Linked DNA regions of Homo sapiens: region 2 is linked to region 1. A link is a loop called in an ENCODE intact Hi-C map of the cell type or tissue named here. Cell type or tissue: PC-3. All regions are shown on one strand. Each heading gives the region's core, and the rest is flanking DNA. Links, peaks and the distances in the headings are about the cores only.

What was found. Hi-C counts contacts between places; a loop is a spot of excess contacts. Peaks named below come from ENCODE experiments on the same cell type or tissue, not always from the same donor. Only the 100,000 strongest peaks of a DNase experiment are listed, where the experiment ranks them.
Region 2: it touches region 1 in a loop (13-fold over the local background); 3 of 110 quality-filtered maps call a loop at or near these places.

What each region holds. Positions count from the first base shown.
Region 1 is chr2:45,233,746-45,244,002 of GRCh38, reverse strand. All of the region lies in intron 1 of LINC01121 (long intergenic non-protein coding RNA 1121), which reads left to right. Among named protein-coding and RNA genes, the nearest start is that of LINC01121, 16 kb to the left of the region's middle. In PC-3, for the core only: CTCF peaks have their summits at 5,332 and 5,536 (motif pointing left); a DNase peak (open chromatin) is centred at 5,682; H3K4me3 peaks cover 299 bases; H3K27ac peaks cover 4,557 bases.
Region 2 is chr2:45,434,835-45,445,091 of GRCh38, reverse strand. All of the region lies in intron 16 of SRBD1 (S1 RNA binding domain 1), which reads left to right. Among named protein-coding and RNA genes, the nearest start is that of SRBD1, 170 kb to the left of the region's middle. In PC-3, for the core only: CTCF peaks have their summits at 4,548 and 4,750; a DNase peak (open chromatin) is centred at 4,761; H3K27ac peaks cover 2,677 bases.

The sequences.
Region 1 (10,257 bases), core at 2,659-7,658:
GCTTCTGGTAATTGAGTCTGTGGTCATTCTTATCCAAGGATTTTATTGCAGATTACTTAGGGGAAACTAAAGATATTTGGAACATATCCCTAACTTTTAAAAAATTGATTTTTTTATTTATAATTGACACAATAATGGTAATAACTATATATTTATGGGGGCCAGTGCCATGTTTCAATGCATGTATAGATTGCATAATGATCAAATCAGAGTCATTACCATATCCATCACATTAAACACTTATCATTTCTTTGCAATGATAACATTCCAAATCTCTTATAGCTATCTTGAAATATCCACTACACTGTTATTTGCTGCAGTCACCCTACTGTGTAACAGAACACCAGAACTTATTCATTCCAAGTGTAACTTTGTACCCACTGAACAGCCTCTCCTGTTCCCTTACATCCTTGACCTTTTTTTTTTGGAGACGGAGTTTTGCTCTTGTCACCCAGGCTGGAGTGCAATGGTGCGATCTAGGCTCACTGCAGCCTTCGCTTCCAGGGTTCAAGTGATTCTCCTGCCTCAGCCTCCCAAGTAGCTGGGATTACAGGCGCCTGCCACCACGCACAGGTAATTTTTGTATTTTTAGTAGAGGCAGGGTTTCCGTCTCTACTCATAGTAGAGACCATGTTAGCCAGGCTGGTCTCAAACCCCTGACCTCAGGTGATCCACCCACCTCGGCCTCTTGAAGTGCTAGGATTACAGGAGTGAGCCACCGTGCCCAGCCCCTTATATCCTTGACTTTTAAAAGTTGACATCATAGAGAACAACCAAAGCATACCAACTGGTGATTGGTGCCTGTCAGACACATAATCCTATATTTATTTGAAGAGGGCTGATCCATGATAGTATTGTACAGTTCATCTTCAAGTGAGGAAACATGGGAAACTACAAAAGATTACAGAAGAGTAGAGAGGATGGACCAACATGGAGTCAATTCAGAATCCAGGACACAGGCAAAAGGCTAATGATCTTTAGGTTTCCATGACAACCAGAGGTGGCTTTACCATGATGCTAATGAAACAAGCTTCTGGGCCTCTCACTTCCACTGTCCCCTTCCCAGGCCCTGCTCCTAATTTTGTATTTGTAGTTTTGTATTCTTTTCCTTAAAAAGAGACCTCAAGTTGTATAAACCTTGGACCCCACAAAACCTAATGACAACCCCAGGCATGACTTGCATACCAGCCACCAAGCCTAGACCCAGTGCTCTGAAAACCCTTTCCTGGCAGCCCTGATAATTCTCTGAGTTTGGTAATTAGAGTGGGTGGCAGATTAAATTACCATGTTGCTTCCTAGCTAGGCTGGGAGAGCTGTGGCCTGACATAGAAGCCAGTGGGTGTCACATGGAACAAGTGCTCAGCTATCTCACACTCTGCTCTCTGTGGGGGCACGTGACCAAATTCATTACTAATGCTGAGCTGATCTGGTTACCTTGATTGACACTAAGTGATTTCAGCCCGGGCTATATTTGTCTTCGTGGGGAAAATGCCACGGAGCTGAAAGGCTATTTCCCCCTCCAAATACATTTGGGGCTGTCACTGTGGAGTTACGCACCCTGACATCAAAATCAGACCCACAGGCTTTGGAAGACAGAAAATGACATCATGGGCAAAAAATGGTGTCAGCTTAGCTTTGTTTTTCCATTCTTTTTCTGAACTCTGACAGAGAAGTAGTTTGTCTAGAATTTGAAAAGGCTTTCAGGCAAGGAAAAGGAAGAGTTAGTCGGAGCTGGACTTGTTTGCCAACACAAAAAATAGTTGCCAGGACATATTTCTCTGTCCTCATGATTCCACTCTGTTACTATGAAGCTTAATTTTAAAATGCTTTTATTTGTTAGGGTTTTGGTATCTAATGAATCATTTAACCTGTTATTGAATAAAATTTTAAGCTCTTAGAATTAAATACTACTTAATACAACACATTTTTGTTTATAGTACCAAAAAGAAAAATATTACCTACAAGATCCTACCCTTAAGTCTGACCACCTTTTCCCATGGTTGCTAAGCACATAAGACAAGTCTGTGAATGACCTAGTATTATCTTTACAATGCTGTGCTATGTGAATTCTGAATGCGTGTAAGAAATACATCAAACCTAGTAACACAGGCAAAAATTAGATACTGCTAGTCCATAAACTTCAATTAGGAAGTTTAAATTAGACTGAAGGAGAAATTTTAGCCTAAAGATATCAAATAGAGCTATAGTGGCTTAAAGTGAACTATTACCCTACTTCATACAAGTCAAGTATTTTGGATGGAGCAAATGTTTAATTTAACAAGCAGTTGTTTTGATTGATTCCTCTGGACTTAAGAATAACAAAGGGAATGTAAAAAAAATAAAGTAAACCACCCTTTATCATTGTTCTTGTCCTCATGCATGCTCTGGTTCTCTCTTTACTGCTGGCGTAGAGGAAGGGGACCCTCTTGCAGGTTCACAACCTGGTGGGTTTGGGTGCAGAGATGTGATGAAGCTTGTTCTAACTATCTGCCTGCAGTAGTTACTCATATCAGACTGGGTCAGGTGAGCAGGGAGGCAGAGCTACCGTTTAGCTTCAAATCACAAAGTTATAACTCCCGAATCTGCTCCTCCTCCTCTCTTGAATTTCTGCCTTCTTTCCAGGGAAGATGACAATGAGATGGGATGGGTTTTGACAGAGAAATGGGAGGGAGTGTCCACTGACCTAAGGAAAATACTTCATCTCATGAAAACATGGTTTCTTTTATATAGAGGCATATAAAAATGCACGTAAACAAGCATTTTTTATTGAACATTAAATTTTATTGGTACAGAGCATGTGTTTTGTTATACTGGTGACTAATGCCTTTTAAAAATGAGATTTTGAAATGCCATTCTGCTTATGTAACTGAGATAAAGAGCTTTTAGGACATTGTTCTGCAGTGAACCCCTATAATAATAGCTGATTAGCAACAAGACAACTTGAGGTGCCAAGAATGTTTACTGCAGAACCTTCTATTAAGTAGGAAAAGGTTTTGTTTTTTGGAGAGGTTATCCAGATGGTTTTGCCTGAGAAACCTCTCTAACTGACCTCAAAAGTCATTAGTTTGCAAATATTAGTGTGCAAAAATATTTATTTGCATGTAGATGCCCTGGTTGGTCCCTATTTTCCTGTCTAATGAGGTCACTAGGAGAGTGATTTATTTTAAAACATCTAGTTAAAAATAAATTTATCCATAAGAGAAACAGGAGGAAATATACATACTAAAAGTTGCTTATTACAAAAAAAAAAATCTTTATTTCAATACTGACTCTTTTTTTTTTTTTTTTTTTTTTTTTTTACTTTAAGTTCTGGTATACATGTGCAGAATGTGCAGGTTTGTTACATAGGTATATATGTGCCATAGTGGTTTGCCGCACCCATCAACCCGTCATCTAGGTTTTAAGCCCCTCATGCATTAGGTATTTGTCCTAATGCTCTCCCTCCCCTTGCCCCCTACCCCGCAACAGGCCCTGGTGTGTGATGTTCCCCTCCCTGTGTCCATGTGAACACTGACTGTCTTATAAAGCCTTGATGATGTTCCATAATCATAATTTTTCTTTCAAAGGAAAGTGCTTTTTAGTCTGCAGTAGATTCCTGGATGTTAGCTGCTATGTCCATGATGACTATCACATTTATGGGAGTATGCTTGTTTTTGAAAATAACAGGAGAAGCCAAAGAGGCAAAGTAAATAAAAATACTTCCCAAAAAAAAAATATTGAAATAACGAATGTGTTGGAAGTGAATATTTTCCCAGGCTGGTGATTTTCTTGTACTATAAAGCGTATGGACAGTTAAGTCCCTGGTCACATTCGCAGGGGCCTGGCTTCTGAGTTCCCCTGGGCTCCCAAACACGGCATCCTAGCAGAGGTGTGTGTGACAGCATCATCCCCAGCTTCTGGAAGACCTGGCCCTAGGTCTTTAGGGAAAATCTTTCCACTTTCTCATATATATATATATATATATATATATATATATATATATATATATACACACACACACATATATATATATATACACATATATATGTGTGTATATATATATATACACACATATATATGTGTATATATATATATATATTTTGTGATGGAGTCTCACTCCGTTGCCCAGGCTGGAGTGCAGTGGCGTAATCTTGGCTCACTGCAATATCCTCCTCCCAGATTCAAGCGATTCTCCTGCCTCAGCCTCCCAAGTAGCTGGGATTACAGGCATCCGCCACCATGCCCAGCTAGTTTTTGTATTTTTAGTAGAGATGGGGTTTCACCATGTTGGCCAGGCTGGTCTCGAACTCCTGACCTCAAGTGATCCACCCGCCTTGGCCCCGCAAAGTGCTGGGATTACAGGCATCAGCCATTGTGTCCAGCCAGATTTTTATAAGCATCCTAAGAGCTGCAGGGTATGTCTACTGAAAAATAAAAATGATTAGTTCTCAAGATCACTGTGCAAACTAGTACTGGTTCCATGGGAAACAGGGTTTTTGCCTATTTGCCAGTTTCTAAAGTTGAGGTAATTCAGGGCAACTTTAGTCTCCGCAAATTATCCCTGATTCTCAGCTGAAGTGACCACAGGCTCAATCTGTGTTCTGTCCTAAAACAAAATAAAGCAAAACTCCCTCAATTTATTATATGGTAGGAAAGCTTATGGGTTCTGCAACATACTAGCTGTGTGACTTTGGGCACATTTACCTCAGTTTCCTCACTTGTAAATGCGGAAAATGATACTTGCTCTTCCTGACACTGTGAGGATTAAATGAGATAATATGTGGAAATCATCTGGCACATAATAGAAACCCAATAAATCTGCATCCTCATCCCTCTACACCCCTTTTGGGAAAGCCTTTCCAGCTTGGATAAATCCAAACTTTCTAAAGACTGCAGGCTCCTGGTCTGAATATCACCCTTAGGGAAGGCTGAGTCCAGATTGGGAAGTCTCTTTGCTCTCTACCTTCATTTGCTGAGATCCTTTCTCTTCTGTACACATCTGTCCTTCACCCCTGAGCTCTTTCTGGGAGGGGCAAAGGGGCTCCGTAAACTCAAAAGGATCCTTCAAAAGGATGTTATGCTAACGGCAGAGTTCTAGGGATGGTGAGTCCAAAGGCAGATTGTTCGAGGAAGGGGCTTTTGAGGAGCGGGGCCTTCCCTGAACCCCACAGATGCCCCCATGCAGTGGGCTGCTTATTCTACCTGAACCCTGGGAGAGCTCCAGCTAAGGGCTCACACAGGCTCTAGCAGAGAGTATAAGAAATACCCATCAGTGACCACAATTAAGGATCTTGGCCTGGTCAAAGTCAAGGTCATTCATTAACATTTTCTGAGCACCCATTCCCCAGAATACATATGTTTTGCCCATTGTTTCTCAGCACCCACACTAAAGGACCCATAGTTTAGATCAAAGTACTAGTGCAGGGCTCCATGGATAGGCTTCTGAGGGTGGGTGATTCCCTGAAGCTGTGTGCAAAACAGTATGTGCATATGTTTTTGTGCATTTCTGGGGAGAACATCCAGAACTTTCATTACCTTCTCAGAAAGTTAGGAACCACCTGCTGGTTGTGAACTGAATGTTCTCCCTGTACTCTGCTGGGGCCAGTAGGAATCTTGGCTCCCAGAGTCCCTCCTGGGCCTCCAGATAGATAAAATGTTATGACAGAGGGTGCAGCTGTCATTCCTGGGAGGCCCATGCCCAGTGACTAAGCACTGAGCAATATTTGCTGTACCTCCTTCCAACCACGGCTTCCTGGACCATCACCTCGTCAACAGTTGGTCTGCATACAGCGAAAGAGAAATCAGTCTTCTGGTACTAAACCACATTCTGGGCTACAGCTGTAGGGAGAGAGTGGAGCTTGGCCATGGAGGGTGGTGCGCTGGGCTGTTTGGCAACCTTGGCCAGGCTGTTTAAGCCTCAGTTCTCCTACGGAGATATTAGCTCCTGGCTGTAAGGCCAGGTCTCCCGCCCTCACTAATGTACCCTGCACAGTTCCTGGTGCCCTGAAGGTGCTCAGCTCATGTCCATGGAGTTGAAGTGAAGAGGAACTGATAATCCCTGCCCCAGGCTAGGAGGGGCAATCAGACCACATAAATAACCATGAGAGAATTACAGGTCAGGAACTCAGGGGCTGCAGCTCAGAGGATAGCTGACTTCAGCTCAAGGGCTGGGTGGGTGGATAAGGACTCCGAGAAGGCTTTATCGGGGGGGTAGGTGGGGGACTTTAGAGAGAAGGCTTGACGGAACGGTAGAAGGTAGACATGGGGGTGTACAGACAAAGGGCATTTCTGGGAGGGAAGTGGCTTTAGCAGGACAACACAGGGGCAGGGAGGTTCTGGGCTAGAGCAAGCCCCCTGGCTGGGCTAGAACCAAGAGTGCCTAGAAGAGAGGGACCAAACTGGGCTGGAAAGTGGGTGACCACCCACTGCTGTGGCTCACTTCACCCAAGGAGAAGAGGACTGAGCAGTGGGCCTGGTGGTCCCCCGTGGCTGTGCCACTGGGTCCAGGGACCCGCTGGCCCCACATCCTGTGGGTTCACTGACCGAGGCCCAAAGCCAGGACAACCCAACAAGGCTCAGCACTGTGCCAGGTTATGCTTTTACAGCTAAAACCTCACTGGTCTTGGAGGAAAGTTCTCCTGCTTGTCAGTTCCCGGTGCTCACATAGATCACTCTCGAAGGCAGGCAGGAAGCAGATCTATAATTACCGAGGCAGCTGAGATGCTTTTCCCTGGGGCTGGTGTTTAGACTTATAACGTCATCATTTATAAGGCCCGTTCTTCTCTGATAATGAAACGAAGTAGGGCAGTGTTACTAGACTTGAGACAGGAGTTTTCTTCTCTCATCCCACTCCACCCCTCTCACTTCCCTTCCCCAAATTTCCGCTTATCTGTCTCCAGCCGATCTCTAGTATTTTCAATACTATCTCTTCACCACAGAGGGAACATTCTAGGGGACAATAAAAATCGGAATTGTTGCTTAGTAGCCTCTGTGAGATTCAAACCACCTTCAAAAACTCATTTAAATATCTCTTTTCCTCCAGGCGTCCTTCATGGATTGCTCTTCCCTAAGACGTTGCTTTCTTTATGATGGCCTTGCTATTTATATAAGTGGTTCTCTTCTGTTGCAGCTAGTCCTAAAGAAGCATGGTAAATATTTCAGGCTCTGGACCCTTTAAACCGTCATTTTTTTTAAGAAAACAAATTCTGTCCCTCATTTTGACTGGGGATAGAGGGGGTAGGCATTCTGATGCCCTCTCTCAGCCTTTGTGTAGGGATTGTCTTCTCCATTAGCCTGTATGCTTAAGTCTTCCCTCCCTTTCTCCCTGGAGTGCATATCCAGAGTTTGCTAGGGGGAAGGGTAGGCTGTGCAGTGGATGGGGTAAATGGTATGTGGGTGTGTATACACGTGTGTGTGTGTGTGTATGCATGTATGTGTGTGAGCCCAGGCCCCTTAGTACACTTTCTTGTAGGAATCCAAGCATCACCGGTTAAGGTAGAGGACATTGCAAGGGTCTGTAGCCTGAAAGTCCTGGAGACTCTTTGTCCCAACAGGGATGCCACCTGTTGCTGTCCTCAGCTCACATGGAGGACATAATCCCTGAAGGAAGGTATGAAACTTCCCTCTGCTTGGCTGTTGGAGAATGGTGTGGTCAGGACAGCTCTGGCAAAGCTGTGATGCAGACATTAAGTCCTGGGTGCCCCTACCCCTACCACATGCCCCATCCTGGGTTCTGTACATGGCTGGGCCACACCAGTTCCAGGGCCTCCATGCACACACTGTCCTGGCCAGGAGGGGAAGAGTATTCCAGCGAGGGGAGGGCTAAGCCGAGGCTGAGGCAGTGTGAGCACATTGACAACTACACTTTTTTAAATCAGGAATTTAAACAGTAATCACAAAAAGTACAATCTCTGGCATACTGAAAATTTGACAGTTATAAAATTGTAATAATACTCCTTAATGTGTCCAGTGAAACATACATACTATAACAATGTGTTAGCCACCATCACTTGTTTAAAAATTATGCCAACCAGGTCTTCTTTGGCCATCAGAACTTTTATATTGTTCTTATTTCTCTTTGGATCTGCATTTCCATCCCACTTCCCCCATGGAATTTTATTCTAATATGTCTTCATGCTTATTATAGTCACTGTAATAAAACTGTGTAGGTATTGAAATTAACTGAAAACCTCCTGTGATCATTAGCTCTAAGTGTTAAAAAACAATTTCTATATTATTCATTAAAACAATTTTATTGATCAAAATATCATAATATGAATTTTTTTTGAGACAGAGTCTTGCTGTGTTGCCAGGCTGGAGTGCAGTGGCACGATCTTGGCTCACTACAACCTCTGCCTCCCAGGTTCAAGCGATTCTCCTGCCTCAACCTCCCGAGTAGGTGGGACTACAGGCGCACACCACCAGGCCCAGCTAATGTGTGTATTTTTAGTAGAGACAGGGTTTCACCATGTTGGCCAGGTTGGTCTCGATCTGTTGACCTCGTGATCAGCCTGCCTCAGCCTCCCAAAGTGCTGGGATTATAGGCGTGAGCCACCGCACCCAGCCAATATAATATGAATTTTAATAAATAACAAAAATGCAATGTTATTGGAAATGCATCTGTTAATGACATAGGAGGGCTTTCTTTTTTCAGCCTTCTTCTCTATACATGGATGAATATTACTTATTGTTAAAATGAGGCAGTGCTTAGCTTCAATTCTACTTCTATTTTTTCTTTCTTATATATGTACCTGCTGAGAAAACATGTTCACAAAATATGATTGAAATAGAAAAAGCTTTGTTATATCAAAGATAATCAATTCTTTTAACTCCTTCCCAGTTATATACCCAAATCATGGTCATCTATCATCAAAAATTATTTTTAATGATCTATCAGCTGACAATTCAATTAGGTGTTCCATCAATTTGAACTTCTTTGAAGAATGGAGAATCAACTAACTGTGAACATTTATTTTTGGTCATTGCACTCATTCATATTCTCAATTTCTAGAAAGTATATTTAAAAATCTCTTCCATGGCAATTATATTGTGTCACTTTTCCACAAGAAGTGCCTCATTTAATCTGATATACTCTGAAAGGGTTAGAATAATCAAGATATTATTAATTTTGAAATATCTTACTAGTATAATTTTTAAAAAATAAGTTTACACACACACACACACACACGGAGCTGCAGATTTAGCTCATTCACTTATAAATTTTGTCCACCATTTAACTTAATTAGTAAAGCCAAACTCACCGTCAATCAAACTGACTTTCAGTAAGAAAAAGCTTGACTTTTGCTGCATTTTAAAATTCAATGAAACATGTCAACAGGCATCCTGGAGTCAACATTCATCACTTAATGAATTTTCTTTCTGGTGGAGTGAAAGATAAGGTACGGAGACTTGCCATGAGTTTGTCACCTGCAGGAAGTAGGTGCTGCCACCTTTAGTGTTTCTTCCAACTCTCTCTTTGGTGTGCTTTGCTCTCCCACAGAAAGGACCATTCTTTGACAATACTAGTAAGGGAATGGACTCTTCCGTTGTTAAATGAAATACGAGGAGTCTTCAAAAAGTTCATGGAAATGTGTAATATAAGGTAACTACGCATGGATTTCTGATTTTTTTTTGCACCAAAATAAACCCATGCTAACTTGTTATAACATAGATACACAGGATCTAGTTTGAGGCACTAAGAGGGATAAAACATCAGTTTGAAAAGAGCCCCTATCAGAGAAACATGAATTCTGATAAAATTGAAGCAAAAGAAACCATCACATTTATGCTAAAGCTTAGGTGGAAGAATGGTGAAATCACTGATGCTTTATGAAATGTTTAGAGGGACAAGGCCCAAAGAAATTAGCTATTTACAAATGGCTAACTCATTTTAAGAAGAGATGAGATGATGTTGAAGATGAAGCCCACTGCAGCAGACCATCCACATCAATTTGCAAGGAAAAACTTAATCTTGTTTGTGCCCTAATCGAAGAGGACCAACAATTAACAGAAAAGATAGCCAACACCATAGATATCTCAATTGGTTCAGCTTCCACAATTCTGATTGAAAGATTAAAGTTGAGCAAACTTTCCACTTGATGAGTGCCAAAACCATTGCACCCAGATCAACTGCAGAAAAGAGCAGAGCTTCAGTGGAAATTTAAATAAGTGCAATCCAGATCCTGAAGAATTTCTTTAAATAATTGTAGCCCCTATCAGAGCAATATGGCTTTATCAGTACCATCCTGAAGACATGGCACAAAGAAAACAATGACTACC
Region 2 (10,257 bases), core at 2,219-7,218, 200 kb before region 1:
TTAGATGCTTTTTCTACTGGATTAGTTAAAAGCAATGGAAACATTGTCTACTGTGGTCGGGATGACTTTTGTCTTGCCTTGAGTTCCTAAAATGGAGAGCAAATTTGACAATGTTATTTTGCCCTCTACTTTTTATGTTCATCATCTGGCAAAGTTTTCAAGAAATTTTGCATCATTCTTTCTGACTGACTTCTGAAGGCTTACTTTCATGCCAGAAGGTTGCCTTTGCTGAATGAACGTTGAGTGGTCACAGGGCCAGAGGCTTTGTCTCTTACTGATACCAAAGGAGTTCCCCAACTTGAGTGGCTTCTGATGCCAGTGCAGAAGAGCATTAGTATTTGAGCAGTTGAGAAGTACATTCAGAGGAAATTTAGAGAAAAAGATTATTGAAATTATCCCAATTATGATGCCAACTAACATATGTATGTGATTATTTTTAACTAAAGAAGAAGGATAAAGAACTTTGAACCAGTATAGTGTGGTCCTTTGTCTATTTATTTGCATATTTTGATTTTTAAATAATGAACAAAAAGGATTCATTCAAAGCAAAGCTATTTTAAACTTACCCTGAAAAGTTAAAAGTGATTCTTTGGGAAAAGAAGGAAAAAAGATTTAAAAAAAATTACCACTGTCCCACCTTCACCCAAGTGTATACAGGAGGTTTCCATGTCTTTACATATTAACAAGCTTATTTCTTTACTAAAGTTATGTGGATATTTTGGTAAAGAAATGATAAGCTTGTTATTGTTATCTCTAACTTCTAGGCTCAAGTGACTCTCCCACCTCAGTCTCCTGAGTAGCTAGGACTACAGGTGCACCACCACACCCAGGTAATTTTTAATTTTTTTTGTAAAGTTAGGGTCTCACTATGTTGCCCAGGCTGGTCTCAAGCTCCTGACCTCAAGAGATCCTCACGCCTTGTCCTTCCAAAGTTATGGTATTATAGGTGTGAGCCACTGCTCCTGGCCAGTATAAATATTAATATGTTCTGGTGTTAGTACTGTAAAATGGATTTTCTTATGTAGAGCTGTTGAAGAACTTTAAAACTTCCTGTAGATTCTCTGTAACATTTTGTATTTTGCCCCTTAGAATAAAAAACAGCTGCACCAGATTATGAATATTTCTCTGGAAATTCAGCCCTGTAATAGACATTTATGGAGTACCTGTCATTAAAGATTAAGCGCCTGGTCTGATGAAAATTACTAGATATGCGTAAGAAAAAATCTGGAAGCAACACTCTTTGTAAAACTAGTGGGTAGTTATCACCTCTTTTTTTTTTTTTTTTTCAAAATAACTTCAGAACTATTTGCATATAACCACTGCAAAAGAGTTGTTTTGTTTTTCTTTGTTTACTTAGCTGCTTACAGTATACACATTTCCACTTTATTCCCTGATGTTACTGGTTCTTCTCCCTACCACACCCTGCCTGTCTGCCAAAGTTTTAGATGTTTACAGTGTTCTTCCCATCTGCATGCTAGACAGTTTCTACCTTAAACACCATTGATCTCGTCCCTGAACTCCAAACTCCATATGTCCACCTGCCATCTTAACCTTTCAATTTGGAAGTCTAATAGGCTTCTCAAACTTAACATGTCTAGAAAAAAACTGTTGACGTCCCTCCACTAATCCCCCCCACCAAAATTTTAAAATTAAAACCGCAGTACTGTCTTATCCTTCCCTGTTTCTATTAATGGCATCATCATCTGCCCAATTAGTAAAACTGCAAACCTGTTGTCATTAAAAACTTCTTGTTATTAAGATTCTTTATTCTTCCTTTTGCTTCATCATTCTCTACTATTAACTCCATCTGCTTCTTTCCCTCTTTTTCCTCCAGCTACCTGACTCTAGGCAGCCATCATCTCCCTCTTGATATACTGAGAAAGTCTCTTACCAGGACTTCCTGTTTTCACTTTTGTCTTTTTAAAATCCATTTTCTACAGCATAATTTTTAAAAAGTATGTCAGATCCCATCTCTGTTCCCGTTGTCTCTGGAATAAAATTCAAACTCCTTGCCATGGAGACTTACAAGAGCTTGTCTACTCTCCAGCCTTATTTCTTAGTACTTTCCCCTTTTTTTGGTTATGTCTCAGCCAGATTGCCCTCCTTTCAATTTCAGCACTGTAGCTTGTTACTACGTGTGGCCATTCAAAACAGTAGATATTTATTACAAACTTACTTTTAGGGACGAGACACTACTGCCTCCAGAGAAGGAAAGAAATTTTGTTAGAATATTATAAAAGGGTGGCATGTAAAGGTAGCTAGACTGCCTTATCTCCATTTCTTCTCAGTGTCAGAAAACTCTCAAACTAAAATGGAAATAAGTTGCTGATTCACTTTAAAACCCAAACTTACTTAAAATAAACTGTCAGTTCTAAGCTGAGATTTACTCCAATAGAATATTCCCTTGATGGGTTGAGAATGAATAAGATGAATTATCTGAGTCCTGATCTTGCTCATATAGCTGTTTCTTTAAGGACCAACATTTGGTTCCTATACCGTAGGATTCTCTCCCTGGTAAAGAGGAGTTAGTAATATCCATATCTCTTTTCTAAATTCCAGAATTCTTCAATTTGTATTTTCTTTAACTCTGTGACCTAGCCGTTGTCCACGGCACAGTTAGTCTGTGGGTCAAATGGGTGTGGTTTCACCTAATTCTCCCAGAACGGGAGATATTGCAGGAAAATGAGTCCTACTACAATGAACATTAAAGAAAAGATTATGTCTAAAGGCAACATTTTCATATAAGTTTTTTCCCATATCTATTAATTGCATCAAGGTATGTGTCTGTACCAACGTATGCTGTTGGACCTTTCTGTTAGAGGTGCTTAATTGGTTTCTGACCATGTCAGTTATAAGATAGAGAATCTGTCTGTGGTAAATGACATCCCATAAATGAGTTTCATAAGGCTTGACCTGGGAGCTGACATGTCAGGACTTCCTAGTGTGTCTTTGCATACCGGTTCTAAATCTCCCAGCTTCTTTGGTATCTTTTTATTGTATGACAAGATGCTGTACTTTAGTTCATGTTTGAAGCGACAGAAGCTTAAGTTTTGAGTTCCCAGGAAAAGAAAGACTTAAACATTTCCAATTAAAGCATCAGAGATTAGTCTGACTAGGGTGTGAGTTAACAGGAACTCTTTATTGACCTAAAAACCTACCCAGAAAGTATTGGCATGAGAATTTGGCAGCTTGGAGTGGGAGGGCCTATGGCTATGGTCAGTCTTAACATGTTAGGACATCTTAAATTTCACTTTAAAATTTCTGAGTTTGCTGTTGATTGATGCCTGCTAAGAAAGCGTTTCTATAATAGGAATTGAGATTGTGCTGCTGTAATGCCCTCAAGCAATGCCACGTCACCAGTATCTCCTCCTATTTTAGGGCAATTCTTTTTCTTAAACCAAATTCCCAGCTTCAGCAAGAAGAATCCAAAAGCCGAACTGTTAGAAATTTGTCCCTGGTTTTTCCTTCCTTTACCCAATTTATTGAGTAGCTACTATGTACTAAGAAGCATGGTGTTAAGAAGTGGGAATACAAAGAAAAGTCTAAATGGCCAGCAAATGAACAAAGAGATCTTCAACTAAACCAGTACTTAAGGAAATAAAATTAAAGCAGCAGTTAGAGTGAGTACGTACTATGTACCAGGATACAATAACAAATCATATTTATTTACTTACACACATACACACCTGTGTGCATCAGGTGATAATAAATACTATGGATAAAATAGGAAATGGGGATAGGAACAGTATGGGAGGCAGAGTTTTGCAGCCTGGTCTTCACTGCCACCAGTGCATGAGGCTAGGTGTGGAGGATCATTGCAGATCACATGGAGTGCCTGGGCTCTGTCGCCATGGTTATGTAGAGATGGGACATGGAAGCGAAAGGAAACCTTTCCTTTCCATATTAACTCTCTGACTCCACATTAATGTGGATCCTGTCCTGGCAGTGTCAGCCTCAGGTCTAATTTGAAAGGTTTACTGTCTATAATAATAATGGGCTGGAAGCCAGTTCACATCTGACTACATGTGTGGCCACATACATGTATGTGTATTTGGGAAGAGAAAATGTATCTTTAGAACTTACTACTGGAAACATTAGGAAAGAGCCTTTTTTCTACATGTGGAGAAGAAAAGCCTTTTTTTATTATTATGCGTTAATACTCTTTTTTTCTCCAACCTCTGTCTCCTCAAACAGACAAATAATTTAAACATGGCTGTCAAAATTTCTGAACACCAGGAGGATGCCTCCCTGCCTTCCCTCCCTCCTTCCCTCTATTTCTGTCTCTCTCTTTCTGTCTCTCTCACACAGAACCATAGTTTCAGATCAGATTTTCTACACACTGTTTTAATTTATTAGAAGGGAAAAATTCTTTCTTATGGCTAAAAGTTTGCACTCTTGATTTTTCTAAAGTCCACTTTTATGACTAAGCTATAAATCTCTAAAAATAGAGATTTACAGTGGAAATGTCAACTCCTTTGTATTATGTCAGGTCAAAATGTGTAGCTAATTGGTGTGCATTTGTTCATGCATATGTCATGAGCCAGAACTATGTTTTAGCCCAGTGACCACACATGGGGGCAGATAGGTGTGGTCCAGTTCAGATATACTAATGTTTTCTTTGTTTATGGTAAATTAGAATAGTGCAAGGTACTGGTTTGGAAAAATATGTGGGCAAGGCAGACATTTAGGATTTATGAACCTTTACTTAGCCAGTATTGCCCTATCATTCGTCCACCATATCGACCTGTATCCACTAGGGGACATAAGAACACCTACTGGAGGAAAGAATGAAAGTTTGTCTGCATTAAAATTTAAACACAGGACTCTTAGATAACATACAAAAAGACTCATTTTTTTAGTTTCATGATTCATAAAGAAGTTATATATTTTGTTTAAATTTTAATCATCACCAGAAACTTTTAAAGGCAGGATCAGTATCTTAACGTCTATTTATGGAATGAGAACCAAACAAGCAGCTAACTAGCAAGCTTGTGTCATTAACTGACTACCTATGTGGTCTACAGAAGCTATGCTGAGAATGATTCTGGCTTTACAAAATACTTTATATAGAAAAGGATTACCTTTTAGAGTCAGGAGGTGAGACATCTGGGGAGGACATCTGCTATCAGATTGCAGTGGACAAAAACCAGAAGTGTTCTATATTTTGCACCCCGGCCACTAGCTATGAAACCCGAGAGACAGATGTTAAGGGCACTGCTGTTGTCTTCTAAACTGATTATCTGGCCTACCAGGTTAGAAACTTAGGTTGTATTTTTTACTTATGGTTCTTTTTTTTTTTCGGTATGATCTACCTGCAGAAAAAAATGCAAAGATTTTAAGTGATACAGTCTTTATAGACAATTTTTGCTTTTTAGTTGGAGTTTTTACTAACATTTAATATAAGTATTAATATAACTGAATTAAGGTCTACAGTTTTGCTGTTTGCTTTGTTTGTCCCATCTGCTTTTTGATCATTTCTTGTTCCTTTTCTGCCTTATTTTGGCAGAAAATCAAATCATTTTTAGTTTTTCATTTTAATTCTGTTGACTTTTCAGCTATACTTCTTTGCATTTTTTTTAAAGTGGTTACTCTAGGGATTATAATACACAGTCATATCTTCTCAGTCAACAGTGGTTAATATTTTACCACCTCACCTCCTTCTTTGTGCTATATATATATGCATATATATATATATGCATTCATCAATTGTTTTATATATATATATATATATGTCCTAGAATACCATGTTTTACTTTTTGCTTTCTGGTTTTATGTCTTTTAAGTAAAATTAGAATAAACACGCACAATTTTATATTTACCCATATATTTTCCAGCTGGTGTCAATTTCCTTTAGTCTGCAAAATTCCCTTTAAAATTTTTTTGTAGTGTAGGTCTGCTGGCAATGAGATCTCATTTATCTAAAAATCCCTTTTCCGTTATCTTTAAAGATATAGAATTTGAGGTTGACAAGTGGTTGTGGTGTGTGTATGTGTGTGTGCAGCACTTTAAAGATACCGTTTCATTGTCTCCTGGCCTCTGTTGTTTCTGATAAAAAGTTAACCATTACTCATATTGTTGTTCCTCCATATATAACATGTACATTCTCTCTGGCTACTTTGACAATTTTCCCTTTATCTTTGTTTTCCAGCAGTTTGACCATAAAGTTTCTAGGTATAGTTTTCTTTGTTTTTGTCCTTCTTAGGGTTCACTGAGCTTCTTGCATCTTTACATTATGTTATGTTTTTGAAAAAATTGGGGAAAGTTTTGTTACTACTTCAAATATTTATCTGCCCTATTCTCTCTTTCCCTCTCAGGACTCCAGTTACATATAGTTGTGCATTGTGATCTTGTCCCACAGTTCATTAAGGTTCTTTTATACCCCCCATCCTCGCCTCTCCTTCTTTTTTTATTTCTGGTCTTCAGATAGGATAATTTCTGCATATCTCTCTTCGTGTTCACTGATTTATTTATTTTTCTACTCCAATCTGCTGTTAAGCCCATTCAATAATTTTATTTCAGATGCTGTATTTCTTTATTCTTTGTTTATTAAAGCTTTAATTCCTTTACTGCTGTTTACCATCTATTCATTGATTTGGGACCATATTTGCCTTTAAGTCCTGGAGCCACTTTAAAGTTCTTGTCTGCTGTTTCCAACATCTGGGTCATCCTAGTTTGGTTTCTGCTGGATAAGTTGACCCATTATTCTGTTATTGGTCACATGTGCCTGCATTTTTGTATGTCTAGCTAGTTTTATTACATGGTGGATATTGTGGATGCTCTGTGTTGTTGAAAATACAAATTTTGTTGTCTTCCTTTAAAGAGTATTGAATTTTCTTCTGGTAATCAGATAATTAACTCTCAGATCAGACTATCAGATCAGAATGAATCATATAGGGATTTTTTTCAAGACTTATTTTTAAAGCAGTTTTAGGTTCGCAACAGAGCAAAAACTACAGAGAGTTACCATATAAATCTTCCTGCCACATATGCACAGCCCCCTCCAGTCTCAACATTCTGCACCAGAATGGCACATTTGTTACAATTGATGAATGCATATCATTATCAGTCAAAGTTAATAGTTTACATTATGGTATAATGTTACACATTATGGGTTTAGACAAACAGATAATAACCTATATTCACTATTTATAGTATCATAAAGACACTAAATTTTAACAAAATCCATATCAATTATTTCTATTATGAATTGTGCCTTTATTGTTGTATCTAAAAAAGTCATTGCCATATCCAAGTTTAGTTAGATTTTCTCCTATGTTATTGCCTAGTTTTATGGTTTCATGTTTTACATTTAGGTCTATGATTCATTTTGATGTGAGTTTGTTTCATTTTTTGTCTTTGTTTTTGAGACAGAGTCTTAGTCTATCGCCCAGATTGTAGTGCAGTGGCACGATCTTGGTTCACTGCAACCTCCGCCTCCTGAGCTCAGGTGATCTTCCCATCTCAGGCTCCTGAGTAGCTGGGAATATCAACATGTACCACCATGTCTGTCTTATGATTCATTTTGATTTACTTTTGTTAAGGGTGTAAGATCTGTGTCTACATTCATTATTTTGCAAGTTGATGTCCAGTTGTTCCAGCACCACCTGTTGCAAAGATACCTTTTCTCCATTGTATTGCCTTTGCTCTTTTGTCAAAGATCAGTTGACTCTATGTATATGGGTCTTTTGGTGCTTTCTATTCCATTGATCTATTTGTCTTTTTTTTTTTTTTTTTAAACCAATACTGCAGTGTCTTGATTACTATGCTTAGTGTAGTATGTCTTAAAAGTTAGATAGTGTCAGTTCTTTGACTTCATTCTCTTTTAATACTGTGTTGGCTGTTCTGGGTCTAATTAGCTCTCTATATAAACTTTAGAATTTTAATTGGGATTGTGTTGAATCTATAGATGGGAAGAACTGACATCTTGACAGTATTGAGTCATCCTACCCACATACATGAAATATCTCTCCTCTTAGTTCTTTGATTTCTATCAATAGAGTATTGTAGTTTTCTTCTTATAGATCTTATACATATCTTATTAGATTTATACTTTAAGCTTTTGGAGGGTGCTAATGTAAATGTACTGTGTTTTTAATTTTAAATACCACTTATTTATTGCTGGCATATAGGAAAACAGTTTACTTTTGTATATTAACCTTGTGTCCTACAACCTTGCTGTGATCACGTATTAGTTCCAGGAGTTTTTTAATCAATTCTTTTGAATTTTCTACATAGACGATCATATTATCTGTGAACAAAGAGTTTTCTTTCTTTCCTCATGATAAGGTTAGGCCTTGTGTCCCCACCCAAATCTCATCATGAATTGTAATCATCAGGTCTTGAGGGAGAGACCTGGTGAGAGGTGATTGGATCATGGGGGTGGTTTCCCCTATGCTGTTCTCCTCATAGTGAGTAAATTCTAACAAGATCTGATGGTTTTATAAATGGTAGTTTTTCCTGCACTTAGACACACACTCTCTCTCACCTGCCACCATGTAAGTCATGCCTGCTTCCCCTTCTATCATGATTGTAAGTTTCCTGAGGCCTCCCCAGCCATGTGGAACTGTGAGTCAGTTAAACCTCTTTCCTTCATAAATTACCCAGTCATAGGAAGTTCTTTATAGCGGTGTGAAAATGGACTAATACACCTCACAATCTTATATAACTTTTCTTTTCTTACTGCATTAGGTGGTACTTCCAGTATGATGTTGAGTGGTGGTAAGAAGGGACATCCTTGTCTTGTTTCTGATCTTAGTGGGAAATATTCTGGTTTCTTACCATTAAATGTTATGTTAGCTGTAGGGTTTTTGTAGATGTTTTTAATCACCTTGAGGATGTTTCCCGTTTGTTCTTAGTTTATTGAGAATTTTTATCATGAATGAGTGTTAGTTAGATTTTGTCAAGTGCTTTTTCTGCAGCTAGGACTATGTGATTTTTTTTTTCTTTTTTAGCTTGTTGATGTGATAGATTCCATTAATTGATTTTTTGAATGTTGAACCAGACTTGCATACCTGAGATATATTATATTTGGCTATGGTGTATAATTCTTCTTATAGATTGTTAGACTTGATTTCCTAGCTTTTTTGAGAATTTTTGCATCTGTGTTCATGAGAAATACTGATCTGTCATTTTCTTGTAATGTCTTTGTCTGGTTTTGGAATTAAGGTTATGCTGGTTTCATAGAATTATTTAGGAAGTATTCCCTCCGCTTCTATTTTCTGGAAAAGATTATAGAGAATTGGTATAATTTCTTCCTTAAATGTTTGATAGAATTCATCAGTGAACCCATCTGAGTAAGGATTATTTTTTAAAATTTTGTTAGGGTGGGGGTAGTGTAATCCTTTCTCCAGGACTAGAATAGCTCACTTCTACCCCTTTCTGGGTATCAGCAGAGTATCCGGGGTGTTCAACGAGGTCTCTTCAGTATGATTGGTAGGACGTCCTATGTCTCCCAGCTTTGTGTAATCTCAGGAATCTCTGGGTAGCTGCCAACTCACAGGCAGCTGTTTTTTTTTTTTGTTTTTTTTTTTTCCCCTGGCCTTGTGTTGTCTTGTCTTGGTGCCCTGGGTATGTGCAGCTTAGTATTTAGCTAAATGCTTAAGATGTCACTTATATGAGTAACTGGAATACTGCTCTTCAGAGCTTCATTCTCTCTGATATCATACTCTTAAAACCTTCAGGAATCCCAACCTCCAGTCTGTTTCTCCAGCTCAGTAAGATTACTATGTCCTGCTTGGGTTACCTCCTGGTGCCACAGTCTAGAAAGTGTTCTCAGACAGAAAGCTGGGGCAATTTTGAGGCTTATTCTATGTAGTTTCCCTCTCCCTGGAATCATAGTCCTGCAGCTGTCTAAAATTGGTTGCCATATATTCACTATTCACAATAGCAAAGACTTGGAACCAACCCAGATGTCCATCAGTGATAGACTGGATAAAGAAAATGTGGCACATATACGCCATGGAATACTAAGCATCCATAAAAAAGGATGAGTTCATGTCCTTTGTAGGGACATGGATGAAGCTGGAAACCATCATTCTGAGCAAACCTATCGCAAGGACAGAAAACCAAACACTGCACATGTTCTCAGTCATAGGTGGGAATTGAACGATGAGAACACGTGGACACAGGGCGGGGAACATCACACACCGGGGCCTGTCGTGGGGTGGGGGGAGCGGGGAGGGATAGCATTAGGAGAAATACCTAATGTAAATGACGAGTGAATGGGTGCAGCAAACCAACATGACACATGTATACATG